Linked DNA regions of Homo sapiens: region 2 is linked to region 1. A link is a contact called in ENCODE Hi-C or POLR2A ChIA-PET data. All regions are on one chromosome and are shown on one strand. Each heading gives the region's core, a stretch centred on a gene start or an enhancer-like site at or near the end of the contact. The rest is flanking DNA. Distances are from core to core; before and after follow the strand shown.

Region 1 (6,755 bases), core at 1,029-3,528:
TTTATCATGCCCTGCTTTGATAACTTTGCATCTTATATCTTCACCCAGTGAAATGACAAACACATAAAATAAGTATGAGCCATGGATACATCCCAGAAACTGTTTCTTTGGTTTAGGATACAATGAATTTTTTATCTTAGTCTCTCATTTTTCTAAGATCCCATTTTTAAAAATAGGAAATTAAATTTACTTTTGTTCCAATTCTGCTTTAGGAAACTTGGTGTCCCTTTCATCATGGGTCTCAATTTTAACCAGAGGGGTCTCTCCCTCCATTTACTTCTTGAAATCGATGTTCTTCTTCAGGGTTACTCATAGTGTGACCTGCCAGATCTCCTGCCCCTGCACCTGCCCAGCCACCTCCTAATGGACTAATATGCGCCCCACTACAAGCTCAGCAATTTGAACTTCCCATGCTTAGCTTTGGGGCCAGTTCTGGCTTTAGCTGCAGGGATATTTAAAAGTTTAGTTCAATAGATGAAGTGAGTCCTCACCAAATCTGTTGTGTTGCTGTTTTTTCTTGAACCACAGTTCTAGTTCTAGTTCTAGTGACTGAATTCCTCACTGCCACTAAGTACACAGTTCCAAAGTCTTCTAGACTTACTTCTGGAGCCTGACAAGTGACTGTTCCTTTAGCCAGTACTGGGGCTTCCAGACATCATTGCTTCTGTTTTTTTTTGTTTGTTTGTTTTCAGTTTTTTTTTAAATTTCAATGGTTTTGGGAGTACAGGTGGTTTTTGGTTACATAGATGAGTTCTTTAGTGGTGAATTCTGAGATTTTAATGCACCCATCACCTGAGCAGTCTTTTATCCCTCACCTCGCTGCCAACCTCTTTCCTTGCATCCCCAAAGTCCATCACATCACTCTATATGTTTTTGCATCCTCATAGCTTAGCTCCCACTTTTGAGTGAGAACATACGATATTTGGTTTTCCATTCCTGAGTCACTTCACTTAGAATAATGGCCTCCAGCACCATCCAGGTTGCTGCATAAAGACATTTCATTCCTTTTTATGGCTGAGTAGTATTCCGTGGTGTATATATAGCACATTTTCTTTTTCTTACTTGTTGGTGGACACTTAGGTTGGTTCCATATCTTTGCAATTGGAAATTGTGCTGCTATAAACATGTGTGTGCATATGTCTTTTTCACATAATGACTTATATTCCTTTGGGTAGATTCCTGGTAGTGGGATTGCTGGATCAAATGGTAGTTCTCCTTTTAGTTCTTTAATGGTAGATCTACTTTTAGTTTTTCTTTTTTGTTTTGTTTTTTGTTTTGAGACAGTCTCGCTCTGTCGCCAGGCTGGAGTGCAATGGCGCGATCTCGGCTCACTGCAACCTCCGCCTCCCAGGTTCAAGTGATTCTCCTGCCTCAGCCTCCCGAGTAGCTGGGACTACAGGCGTGCACCACCATGCCCAGTTAATTTTTGTATTTTTAGTAGAGACAGGGTTTCACCATGTTGGCCAGGATGGTCTCGATCTGTTGACCTCGTGATCTGCCTGCCTTGGCCTCCCAAAGTGCTGAGATTACAGGCGTGAGCCACTGTGCCCGGCCTACTTTTAGTTTTTAGTGCTTGTCTGTTTGGATCATCACACATTACTTGCTCCCTGCTGCCAGGCCTCAGTCTGCGCTACACCCATATACTACTTATTTTCTAGACTTCCAAAGTGCTGGGCACCACCCAGTCCTCTGCCAGGCACGGTCCTCTCTGCAGGTGATCCGCTGCCTGTGTGGGGGTCTCCTCCCTCCAAGCAACCATTTTCACCCACAGGCATGTCTCAACTCCAGGTGCAGACCCCTCCCTGACTGTCCTGTTCCATCAACTCCGGTTCTGTTAAAAGGATGTGAACTTTACAGACTTCCCAGCAAGGCAGCTCCTTGGAGGCAGAGACCTCATTTGGAATACGCTCAACTATATTAAAATGTGATTTTGCTCAACCATATGAAACACTCAGTTGTTAGGACAAAAAAAAAAAAAAACCCTGCTTTTCACATTCCCATTTTACCTCTACAATGTATCATTTCATCAAACACCAATTCACAAATGGAACTTACATAGCTCGTTAACTACAGTGTTTTATTCTCTTATGAAAATATGTCAGAAAGATTTGAGAGTCTGGGACTGTGGTGAAGCCCCCATCAGCCCGGGCATATGGTGGGGGAGGTCAGGAACATTTTCTTCCAGCTCTCTTCAGACAGCAGCCAGACAGTTTTCAGCGCCTTTTTTTTTTTACCGTTTTGGTGACTCATTTCCTCACTTGAGACACAGAAATATGAATGCAGTGTCAACCAACCATAAAGGAGTGTTACGAGAGTTCTGGTCATGGAGTAATCATAATTGTATTTGGTATATGATTTGACCGTATTTATTCATAATATAATACTCTAGGGTTTGAACATCTTATTTTTGGTTCTGCTGTGAACTATATAGAACGTGATGGAAAATCACTCCCTGCACATTACCCTGGGCTGCAGTGTCCATAAAAGGCGATATGCTGGCTCAAGAAATTGAAATTGAATGATTTCATAACCAACCTGTGAGCCTCGCTTCCTCCTTCACATATGAAAGCACGTTGGCACAGAGGGGAGAAAATTTTTTTTTCATATGTTTCCACCTCACAGCTCCTTTTCTAGGTCTCCTAGTTGGAAAGACATTGATTTCTACGTGGGAAGACTTTTGCACCTGCAAGAATCCTTCACGGTCATATAGTGTCACCTCTCTCCCAAGGCAGAAATCCCATCTGCAATATTGATCAATGACCTGTCAAGGATGAATTAATTGAGTGCCTACTATGTGCTAGCTAGGCATTGTGCTGAGCCTCACACAATGGCAGACCCTGAGATAAGAATTCAAGTGCCAGGAATTTGAGAAAGGGTCCCGGAAAACACTGGAAATAGTGGACATGAGACAGAGAAGACAAGAAAGCCAATAAAGGATGCACATTATCAAGCAAATTACCACCATGGGCAGATAGAGCTCGATCCCACTAGAGAATTCTGAAAACCAAGACTCAGAATTCATCCAACCAAGGGGCCAGGGATCTGGGGTATTAATCCACCAATTCTCCATCTGTCATGGGTTCAGGCTGCTTTCAGGGGAATGAAATTTCCAGCATGTCTGGCTTCTCCATGCATGGGCACAGTGTGTTTTCAAGGTCAGAAAAAAAAAGGCTTTGAGTGGAGATTTTCAGGGGTCAGCTATAAGTAGAAGTGAATGCCAGTGGGAGGTGGGGCCACTGATACCATCTGCTACATTCAGGAAGACAGAGAATTAAGCTCTTCTCCCTACTTTTGATCTGAAGGAGCAAACGGGGACATTTGCTCCTTGAATCCAGTGGAATCCAAGGGGAAAGCCCTGGAGCAATGGAGGTGATGAGTTTGAACGAAGATGTACAAAACCTGAGTTAACTGAGCGTGCAGATGAGCAGAGAGAAGAAAAATGGCTCTAGATGACATCAGGCCATGACTAGTCATCAGTTGCCACATGAGGTTTTCAGGAATGACATGGAAATACCAGCTTTCCACAGCTGTCTGGCTCTCCCCAGGGAAATGGGAAACCCTGGTACAGAGTCGAACCTTGGGCAAAAGGGTTGGAAGGAAGCAGGTGATCTGGGCAGAGCTGCCAGCTCTTCCTCCTTCCCTGGGGAGAACTAGTTGAAAATGAGTGTAGGGAGCCTGGCAGGAGAGCCAGCAAGGCAGGCTAACCCCAGAGGTGTGTAAGTGCAAAGGCTTCACGGCCATGCTTTCAGCAGACCTGGCACTGTTCAGTGCTGTCACCCAAGCCAGCCGAGGCTGGCCTAAGCCCACTTGCTTGTGGGGAGGGGGAGCTCATGCCCCGCTGGCTATAGGTTTTTTGGGTTATGAAACTAGGCAGGGCTAAGCCTGGAAAAAGTCCGAAATCATTAGTGGAGTCTGCGGTGTGCTAGGGCAGGTGGAGGCAACTTTCCTCAGTAAGGCAGTTCGCGGCCAGTGCTGCGGTTGGTTGGGATGTTCTTTGGGCAGACTGAAGTCTACCTACCTTGAACTTTCCCTTCATTCTACTGCTGCCCTTTGGAATGCCCTGATGATTCCCAGGAAAGTTTTGAGAATACAGCACCTGGCCCATGCTGCTGATAAAGATTCCCTTTTGGATAGGTGTTTGTGGTTTGTGATGATGTAACTAATGATTTTGTTTCCCTGGTTTCAAGCTAGACTGTTCTAGTCCATATATTTCCAGGAAAACAACTCTGCCGTGGATACACGTAGGGTGTGTAGTGTGTTCCTGCCACGCTCCTCATCCCTGCCCTTTGACTTCCCATCTCGGGTTCACAATGCCAGGCACTGGCTCCAGCAGAAATGTCTTTCTCCTTTTCCTTGGCTCTTCCGTTCCATACCCACCACCAGGCTTTCCCTGTGTTGTAATGTCCACGCTTCTTAAAGGATTTTAAATGGACTCAACGTTTATTCGGATTATCTCTCATTGAAATACCCATATTTTACCACACTGTGAACCTGTCATATCAATAAAGAAGAGCTTTCAGCTGGTCGTGGTGACTCACCCCTATAATCTCAGAACTTTGGGAGGCTGAGGCGGGAGGATTGCTTGAGGCCAGGAGTTCAAGATCAGCCTGGGAAATGTGGCAAAACCCTGTCTCTACAAAATAAAAACTAAAATAGCATGTGCTTGTATTTCCAGCTACTTGGGAGGCTGAGGCAGGAGGATCGCTTGAGTCCAGAAGGTAGAGGCTACAGTGGGCTATGATCACACCACTGCACTCTGGCCTGGGTGAGAGGGCCAGACCTTGTTGAAGAAGAAGAAAGAGGAGGAGGAGGACTTTCATTCATTTTATGTTAACTGAAACTTAAAGCATAGGAAAGGTTTAGAATGAAATGCTCTGCATGTTAGGTGACAAAGCACGATAACAAAACACAAAGCTGGCATTCTACCCAAAAGCAAAAGGAAAACAACCTTTTGCTTGTTTAGCCAAAACAGCAACTTTAAGAATGAATAACATGATGCTCATGTATTGGCAAGTCTGCCCCCTTGTACTTTGGTGAATTTGTATAAATGATATTCTTACATTGCAATCAGGATTTGAAACACTGCTTTTTCTCAGATGGAAACAAGCCTTTTATTGTTCACTCTGCTCTGAAGCACCACCCCAGTGTTAAAGCACAACCACCGAGTGGAGATAATTAGATGAACCTAGAAGTTCTAGCAGGGAATTGAAAAGTTTGGCCAAAAGAGCTTGTACCTTTGAAGTGAAACATTTTCTATTTCATTTTAGTTGCATGTTTATGAGGTCCTGAGAAATTAAAAATCATGTGTTCTGGTTACAGCTGGCACCCGCACCAAAGGGAGAGAAACAGCAAGCCACACCCAAAAGAGGAAAAGAACAAGAATGAGAATTCCACAAAAAAGAAGCTCATGAAGAAGAATAAGATTATTTTTCTTGCCTATAATAAAGGAGTTAGAACGGGGCTTTCCCAGCATGGAGAATAATAGCCCTTTCTTTTTCACTTGTGGTTGTCCCCAGCTCTCATTCATTTCACTAGTGTTCTAATAATGTGAGATATCTCAGTAATGAATTTTTAATCGTAACTTTCATTCATAATATAGTTTAAAAACTTACATCTGGATAATTTACACATATATTCTCCAAGATAAATAGATATAGATATCTGTTTTGATAAAACACTTTATTTTTCTAAGTATTATGGCTCCTGAATCTGCTATGTGTATTTAATGTGAATATATTTCTTTTCTAAATGATTAATATCTTTTCCCATTTTCATCGGGAACTCCATTGCATTAATTTCTACCCTACTAAAAAAGAAACCCCTTTTAAAGTTAGGTGAAGGGTATTTTTTCCCATTCTTTTAATACTTCTTACTAACGGACATAAAAGTAGGTTATGTCCTACTTCTAGAAGAGGGCCTGTGTGAGACAAGGAACACATGAAAGGGAGTTGTCACTTAAAAAAAATTATTCTCTATTTTCTGAAGTCATCTATATACATTATTTTGTTTCCTTTGGAGTAGAGAAACGTGAATTCATGATGAAATCTAAAGCCTAGAGGAAAGGTAATGACAAATTAAAAGGAAAAACAAGCTATTCAAAAAAATAAACAGAGCAAACAACGGTGGGTTTAGAAGTGAGGTCAAAAGAGGAGAATATGAAACATCTCTTGATAATAGTCTTTTAATTTCCAAATTAAGGTCTAAATTTTTCAAACGTGCTTTGTGAATTTTCATTGATAGGTTGAAGAGAAAAGGACCAGAAATATCAGCAAATCATTCTTGTGTCATAATTTTTCTCATTTTTTTGAGTAAGGCAAGATTTTTCTTCCACCTTCACAACACTGCCAAATACATCTTATTTAGATTTTCTAAAGCAGGAGTTTAGACTGATGTTTGCATGACTGAAGCCTGGCATGGAATCATCACAGAGGTTACAAGAATGTTAATTGCATCTATTAACCCCAACTGCCTCTCAGGCATTACTTTCTTAATTCTTCCAAAAAATTCTTTAAGGCATGTACTTTACAAATAAGAATGGTGAGCCTTAAACAATGCTAAAAGTGGAACTAGAGATGGAAGCAGAGGTCTGCCGGTCTCTAAAGCTAAAGTACCAAATAACTCCCATGTTGAAGTCAACAAGCTGATAGAGATAGAAGGATGGAGAAAAGGATGGAAGAAGTATGGTTTAAAATAAGGCTCTTTCTCAGAGGTGTGAGTGAATGGGCTTGAGAGTTAAAACTGGAAGTAGTTGTTAG
Region 2 (6,281 bases), core at 2,657-5,156, 54 kb before region 1:
TTAACTGAACCAATAGAAAACTAATCTTTTTGACCTTTTTGCTTAAAACATTGCTAATACTTTGTTTTGTTTTTTAGAATTATGAAAACTAAAGCTATTTACAGCTTTTAACAATTGAGTAAAGTATACTGTTACCAGAATTGGGAGCATATTTGTTTCTCTCTACCTGGTTTCTCCAGAATTTGGAAACTATTTGTGAGTATTCTTAATTTATGGCAGTATAGTTATTTGCATAAGTGCCATAAGAATCTGTTTTCTTTTGCAATAGGACACAATTGGAGAAATTGGTTATTTTACTAAGGCTTTGACTGGGATGGTGTGCTTTCCTTTAAGGAATCGACTTGTGGAGCTAATAAAGCCCTTGGAAAAACTGGCCTCATATTTTGTGTACACAGTCCCTGTACAGGTTTTCTGACCTGTGTAAGTACAGAATTCACTTTCTGACAGGCACAGAAGCCCCAGGTTTATGTTGGGACCTCAAGAGAAGGGGAAATTCACCCAACTCATAGATATTTGATGGCACAAATCTATGGCTGGGCTTCGCTTTTAAAATGTCTTATCTGCTATTCCTCCTATGGAACAAAGTTCCATCAAAGCCAATTTGAAAGCCTATGTAAAAGATAATTATTCTTGCTGCACTGTATACAAATAATTAGGCCAAGTATAATAAAGCAAGCCAGTCCCACCATGTTTTGTCTTTAGTAAAAATGGGAAACTGGAGAGAGAATAATTATGTTTCAAAACTACAGTAGACCTGTTGTTAGATTCTAGTCTGCCTAATGTTTTTTTCAATTTGTATTATTTTCTACAGTTTAGACTGAATTCTAATTTTTCTTGGCTACAAGTCCATAAAATAATGTTTTCAATTTCTTTTCCTTCTTTTTTTCCATTTTTCCTAATTTAGAGTCACTGAAAACTAAGCTGTGTTTTCTTAAAACCCTGCAAACTGAAGCCAGACAACTTGAACTTCAGAAGAAAATAACAGCAACCTATTTACGTACATAAGCCACTTTCATACCTGCCTACTAATGTATGGACTTCAGAGTAATGTGGCTTATATCGATTTTTCTAGGATTGTTCTTTTGTTTGTTGTTGTTTTTTCTCCCTTCCTCCCTGCTATTTTCTCTTCACAGAATGTGAGACTTCACAACCTACTAAAAATGAGCTTTTGGGACTTACCCATCTAGGAATAAACCATCATAGCTATGAGAAATCAGATGAAGCCTGAGACCAGAGACTCATTTTTTTGCAAAATGCTTTCTCCGACAGATTTTACAAAAGAAAAGTGGTGGGGGGCAGGCACAGTGGCTCACACCTGTAATCCCAGCACTTTGGGAGGCCGAGGTGGGTGGATTACCTGAGGTCAGGAGTTTAAGACCAACCTGACCAACATGGTGAAACCCCGTCTCTATGAAAAATACAAAAATTAGCCAGGCATGGTGGTGGGCACCTGTAGTCCCAGCTACTCGGGAGGCTGAGACAAGAGAATTGCTTGAACCCAAGAGGCGGAGGTTGCAGTGAGCTGAGATCACGCCACTTCAGTCCAGCCTGGGCGATGGAACAAGACTCCATCTCAAAAAAAAAAAAAAAAAGGTCAGAAATGTGAAAGGAAAATCTCTTGGGCCCCTAAAATCACTAAGGAAAACTCAAGCTGGAAACTGCTTAGGGCAAACCTGCCTCCCATTCTATTCAAAGCCACTCCTCTGCTCACTGAGATAGATGCATATCTGATTTGCCTCCTTTGGAAAGGCTCATCAGAAACTCTAAAGAATGTAACCCTTTGTGTCTCACCTGTCTGTTACCTGAGTCTTCCTGCCTTTGCTTTAAGTTGCCCCGCCTTTCCAGACCAAACCAATGTACTTCTTACATATATTGATTGATGTCTCATGTCTCCCTAAATGTATAAAACTAAGCTGTCCTCCGACCACCTTGGGTACATGTCCTCAGGACTTCCTGAGGCTGCGTCATGGGTGTGTCCTCAACCTTGGCAAGATAAACTTTCTAAATTAACTGAGGCCTGTCTCAGATGTTCCAGGTTCACATGAGTAACTCCTCTGCATGTCTTCGGCATTCAACAGACACACACTGAATAGGAATTCCCTGCCTCCCTCCTGCGGGGCATGAAGCCAGATGCTAGGATTGCAGAGCTTTCATGGGTGGATGTGCATGGGACAAGTGTGAACACAGTTAGCAGGACAGAGCGGGAGAAGTATCCACCAATGGTTTGACCTGCCCTTAGTCACTTCTCCTGGAAATGACGGAGAGAAGCGTGTTAAGAATTGGGAGAGGGCTGGCCCCAGTGGCTCACGCCTGTAATCCCAGCACTTTGGGAGGCCAAGGTGGGTGGACTCTTTGAGCCCAGGAGTTTGAGACAAGCCTGGGCAACATGGTGAAACCCCCATTTCTACAAAAAATAAAAAAATCAGCTGGGCATGGTGGTGTGTGCCTGTGGTCCCAGCTACTCTGGAGGCTGAGGTGGGAGGATCACTTGAGCCCAGGTGGTGGAGAATGCAGTGAGCCATGATCACACCACTGCACTCCAGCCTGGGTGACTGGGTGACTGAGCAAGACCCTGTCTCTAAAAAAAATTGGGATAGGATATGAGCTCAGAGAGCTCAGAGCTGGGCTCCACAGGACATGGGAATGGGGTGGAGTCAAAAGGACCTGTGGAAGTTTTGGAATTGAAGAGGAAAAAAATGTTTTATCCTCTGAGGCTGACCAAAAGGAAATTGGCTGCAGAAATGTTTGTAGATTGTGGTGGGGGTAGGACGATGTTTGAGGTCACCTATAACAGCTTCAATTTTCTGGATGAAACGAAAGACCAGCTCATTCTTCCTAGAATGAGGGGTCTGGGGCTAAACCCAGGACCTGGCAAGGGCATTAGAGGTTTGAGATAGTGGCTAGGTGGCTGTCTTAGCCCATTTTGTGCTGCTATAAAACAGGATACCTGAGACTGGGTAATTTATAAAGATCAGAAATGCATTTCTCATTGTTAGGGAGGCTGGGAGGCCCAAGACAGAGGCACTGGCTTCTGGTGAGGGCTTTCTTGCTGTGTCCTCACTTGGCAGAAGAGTGGGAGAGAGTGAACCCCTTCCCACAAGCCCTTTGCATAGAGGCATCAATCCATTCATGGGGGTGGAGCCCACGTGACCTAAACACTTCCCAAAATGCCCCACCTCCCGACACTGTTGCATTGGGGATTAAGTTTCCAGCCCATGAATACGGGGGTACACATTCAGACCATAGCAGGATTACATCAGTTAGGGTTCCATCAGGGGACCAGCAGAAACACCAGTAATATGAAAAGAGAGAACTAAATACAAAGACTTGTTAACTACATATAATATTCACCAGGTAACTGAAGGTGTAAGGAATAAGTCTGAGATATCACAGAGGAAGCAGCTACCACCTCTCAGGCTGGGCAAACGGAGGGAAGCAGGTCCAATGATTAAAACCTTGAAACTTGGCCAAGTGTGGTGGCTCAGCCTGTAATCCCAGCACTCTGGGAGGCCGAGGTGGGGGATGATGGATCACTTGAGGTCAGGAGTTCGAGACCAGCCTGGCCAACATGGTGATACCTAATCTCTACTAAAAATACAAAAATTAGCAGGATGTGGCGGTGCATGCCTCTAATCCCAGCTACCTGGGAGGCTGAGGCAGGAGAATCGCTTGAATCTGGGAGGTGGAGGTTGCAGTGAGCCAAGATCATGCCACTGCACTCCAGCATGGGCAAAAAAAGTGAGACTCTGTCTCAAACAAAAACAAAAACAAAACCTTGAAACTTAGAGGAGTGGTCCCAGGGGACTGGGACCAGACCTCTGAGAAGGACGCGCTGGCCAGCTGGTGGCGGGCTGGGAGTGGTGAAACTGGCTCTGCTGGTGTTGCAAGCACTGGCATCTGGATTCAGCTGCTGCTGCAGAAAGCAGCTGCATTTGCTGGGTGGAGTGTCCCTGGGGTATTGCTCAAAGGGGCCCCAAGCAGCAAGGAGGTCACGAGCCCCTCCTTCTTCCTCAGCTTCCTGTAGCACCCCAAAATGGTAGAACCCAACTTGTGGTTTGCAGAGTCTCAGCCCAACATCACAAAGCCAAGCAGAGAAGCCTGGGTTTGGAGTGAGAGGCAATAACTTAGTAACTGTCATGGGGAACGCACAAAGCCATCCCTCACTGTATGAGTGACATTTAGGGACTGTGCAGGCACATGAGTCTGTATATTGGCTGAATTTCTTTCCTTTGCCTTCTGCAAATCATTTCGTATTCTCCTAGGCCCTTGCCATATTGGAGAAATATCAGAAAATCCTTAATGGGTCTCCTGGTTCAAAAGGAACTGACCAACGATTACAAGTGTCTATCAACAGATGAATAAATAAGCAAAATGCAGCAGAAACATACAATGGAATATTGGCCTTGAAAAGGAAGGAAATCCTGACCTGTGCTCTAACATGGAAGAACCTGGAAGATCATCTGCTAAGGGAAATACGCCAGTCTCAGAAGGACAAATACCGAGTGATTCCACTTATATGAGGTGCCCAGAATAGGCAGATGCCTGGAGAGGGGAAGGAGAGTGGTGGTTGCCAGGCCTGAAGGAGGAGGGAATGGGCAGTTGTTGTTCGGTGGGTCCAGAGCTTCAGTTCTGCAGGATGGAAAATGTTCCGCGGATGGTGGTGGTGGTGGCTGCACAACAGTGTGAATGCATTGAATGCGTGTGACTGCACACTGAGAAATGGCTAAGGCGGGACGTTTTACCTGATGTGGATTTGCCCACAGTCACATATTTTTAGAAAGGAACTAGGCTGGCTGCAGTTGCTCATGCCTGTAATCCCAGCACTTCGGGAGGCCAAGGCAGGTGGATCACTTGAGGTCCGGAGACAAGCCTGGCCAACATGGTGAAACCCTGTCTCTACTAAAAATACAAAAAATTAGTCGGGCATGGTGGTGCGTGCCTGTAGTTCCAGCTACTCAGGAGGCTGAGGCAGGAGAATCACTTGAACTTGGGAGGCAGAGATTGCAGTGAGCCAAGATTGCGCCACTGCACTCCAGCCTGGGTGACAGAGTGAGACTCCATCTCAAAAAAAAAAAAAAAAAAGAAAGAAGGAAAGAAAGAAAGAAGTAAGAGAAAAAGAAAAGAAAGAAAGAAAGAAAAAGAAAGAAAGAAAGAAAGAAAGAAAAAGAAAAAAGAAGAGAAGAGAAAAGAAAAGGAAAGAAAGGCAAGAAAAGGCCGGGCGCGGTGGCTCACGCCTGTAATCCCAGCACTTTGGGAGGCCGAGGCGGGCGGATCACGAGGTCAGGAGATCGAGACCATCCTGGTTAACACGGTGAAACCCCGTCTCTACTAAAAATACAAAAAACTAGCCGGGCGCGGTGGCGGGCGCCTGTAGTCCCAGCTACTCTGGGGCCTGAGGCAGGAGAATGGCGTGAACCCGGGAGGCAGAGCTTGCAGTGAGCCGAGATCGCGCCACTGCAGTCCGGCCTGGGTGAAAGAGCGAGAGTCTCAAAAAAAAAAAAAAAAAAAAAAAAGAAAGAAAGAAAAGGGAAGGGGGAAAGGGAAAGGGAAAAGGAAAGGAAAGAAAAGAAACTAGACAGAGGTTAGAGCTGGAGGACATGGGTGGGCGCCCTGAGCCTGATGTGTCACATGCCTTCATCCTCCCACCTTGGGTGAGCAGCATTTTCCAGGCTTTGCTTAGTGAGTTCTGATGTGCAACTGTCTTCGTCGGCCCTGCTGCACACCCACTACAGGTGTATATGAACAGGGACGGTCTGCCCCTCTGGTGGTCCCGGGAATAAAGAATTGATTCCAGCAGATGATAATATAACAGCTAATATGGAGTGTGTTCAGCATGCCAGGCACGTGTGTGATCCGCAGCACACCTGTGTTGTAGAGCCTGTTATCACCTCCATTTTACGATGAGAAACCTGAAGCTCAGAGGGGTTGTGTCCAGCCTCCGGTCACCCACCTGCCAAGTGCAGAAGCCGAGGTAGAACCGGGCTCTCCGTCCGGGATCTCGTGCCCTTCACCGCGGGACTCTACCTCCCCCTAGTGGACCATCTAGCCTTGCATGGTCTCACATCCAGTTTCTACACAGGTGGGATACCCAGCTGTCTCCACTCATGAGAGGTAACTTCGCATTCGCTGTTTGCTGTTCCACAAGCATGCCCCTTTCTCTTGCCCTAGCTCCACGCTGGCTGTGTTCCAACAAGTGGCAGCAGTGCTGAGTTTTGCTGCACACCCAGCGAGGCACCCCAGACTCTCACCTGCCAGGAGCACCCCTGCGGGCTTCAGAGGCT

Evidence for each region. Hi-C counts contacts between places; a loop is a spot of excess contacts on that map. ChIA-PET counts read pairs that join two places held with the same protein, here RNA polymerase II (POLR2A). Pooled maps may share reads with other maps.
Region 2: a loop to region 1 is called in a pooled map, with 2.6 times the contacts of the local background. The contact joins two enhancer-like sites. A Hi-C loop is called at or near these places in 3 of 50 pooled maps. POLR2A ChIA-PET finds 5 or more read pairs at or near these places in 9 of 52 experiments (AG04449, H1, MCF 10A and 5 more).

The regions. Positions count from the first base shown.
Region 1 is chr13:99,120,639-99,127,393 of GRCh38, reverse strand. No RefSeq gene overlaps it. Among named protein-coding and RNA genes, the nearest start is that of DOCK9-DT, 37 kb to the right of the region's middle. RefSeq lists an enhancer at 2,226-2,325. Within about 2 kb of position 2,278, at least 2 of the 41 ENCODE cell types and tissues checked have a DNase peak (open chromatin) inside an H3K27ac peak, as active enhancers do; they include OCI-LY7, where a contact is called at or near this core.
Region 2 is chr13:99,176,499-99,182,779 of GRCh38, reverse strand. No RefSeq gene overlaps it. Among named protein-coding and RNA genes, the nearest start is that of UBAC2-AS1, 21 kb to the left of the region's middle. RefSeq lists enhancers at 815-1,327, 5,705-5,794. Within about 2 kb of position 3,906, at least 3 of the 41 ENCODE cell types and tissues checked have a DNase peak (open chromatin) inside an H3K27ac peak, as active enhancers do; they include OCI-LY7, where a contact is called at or near this core.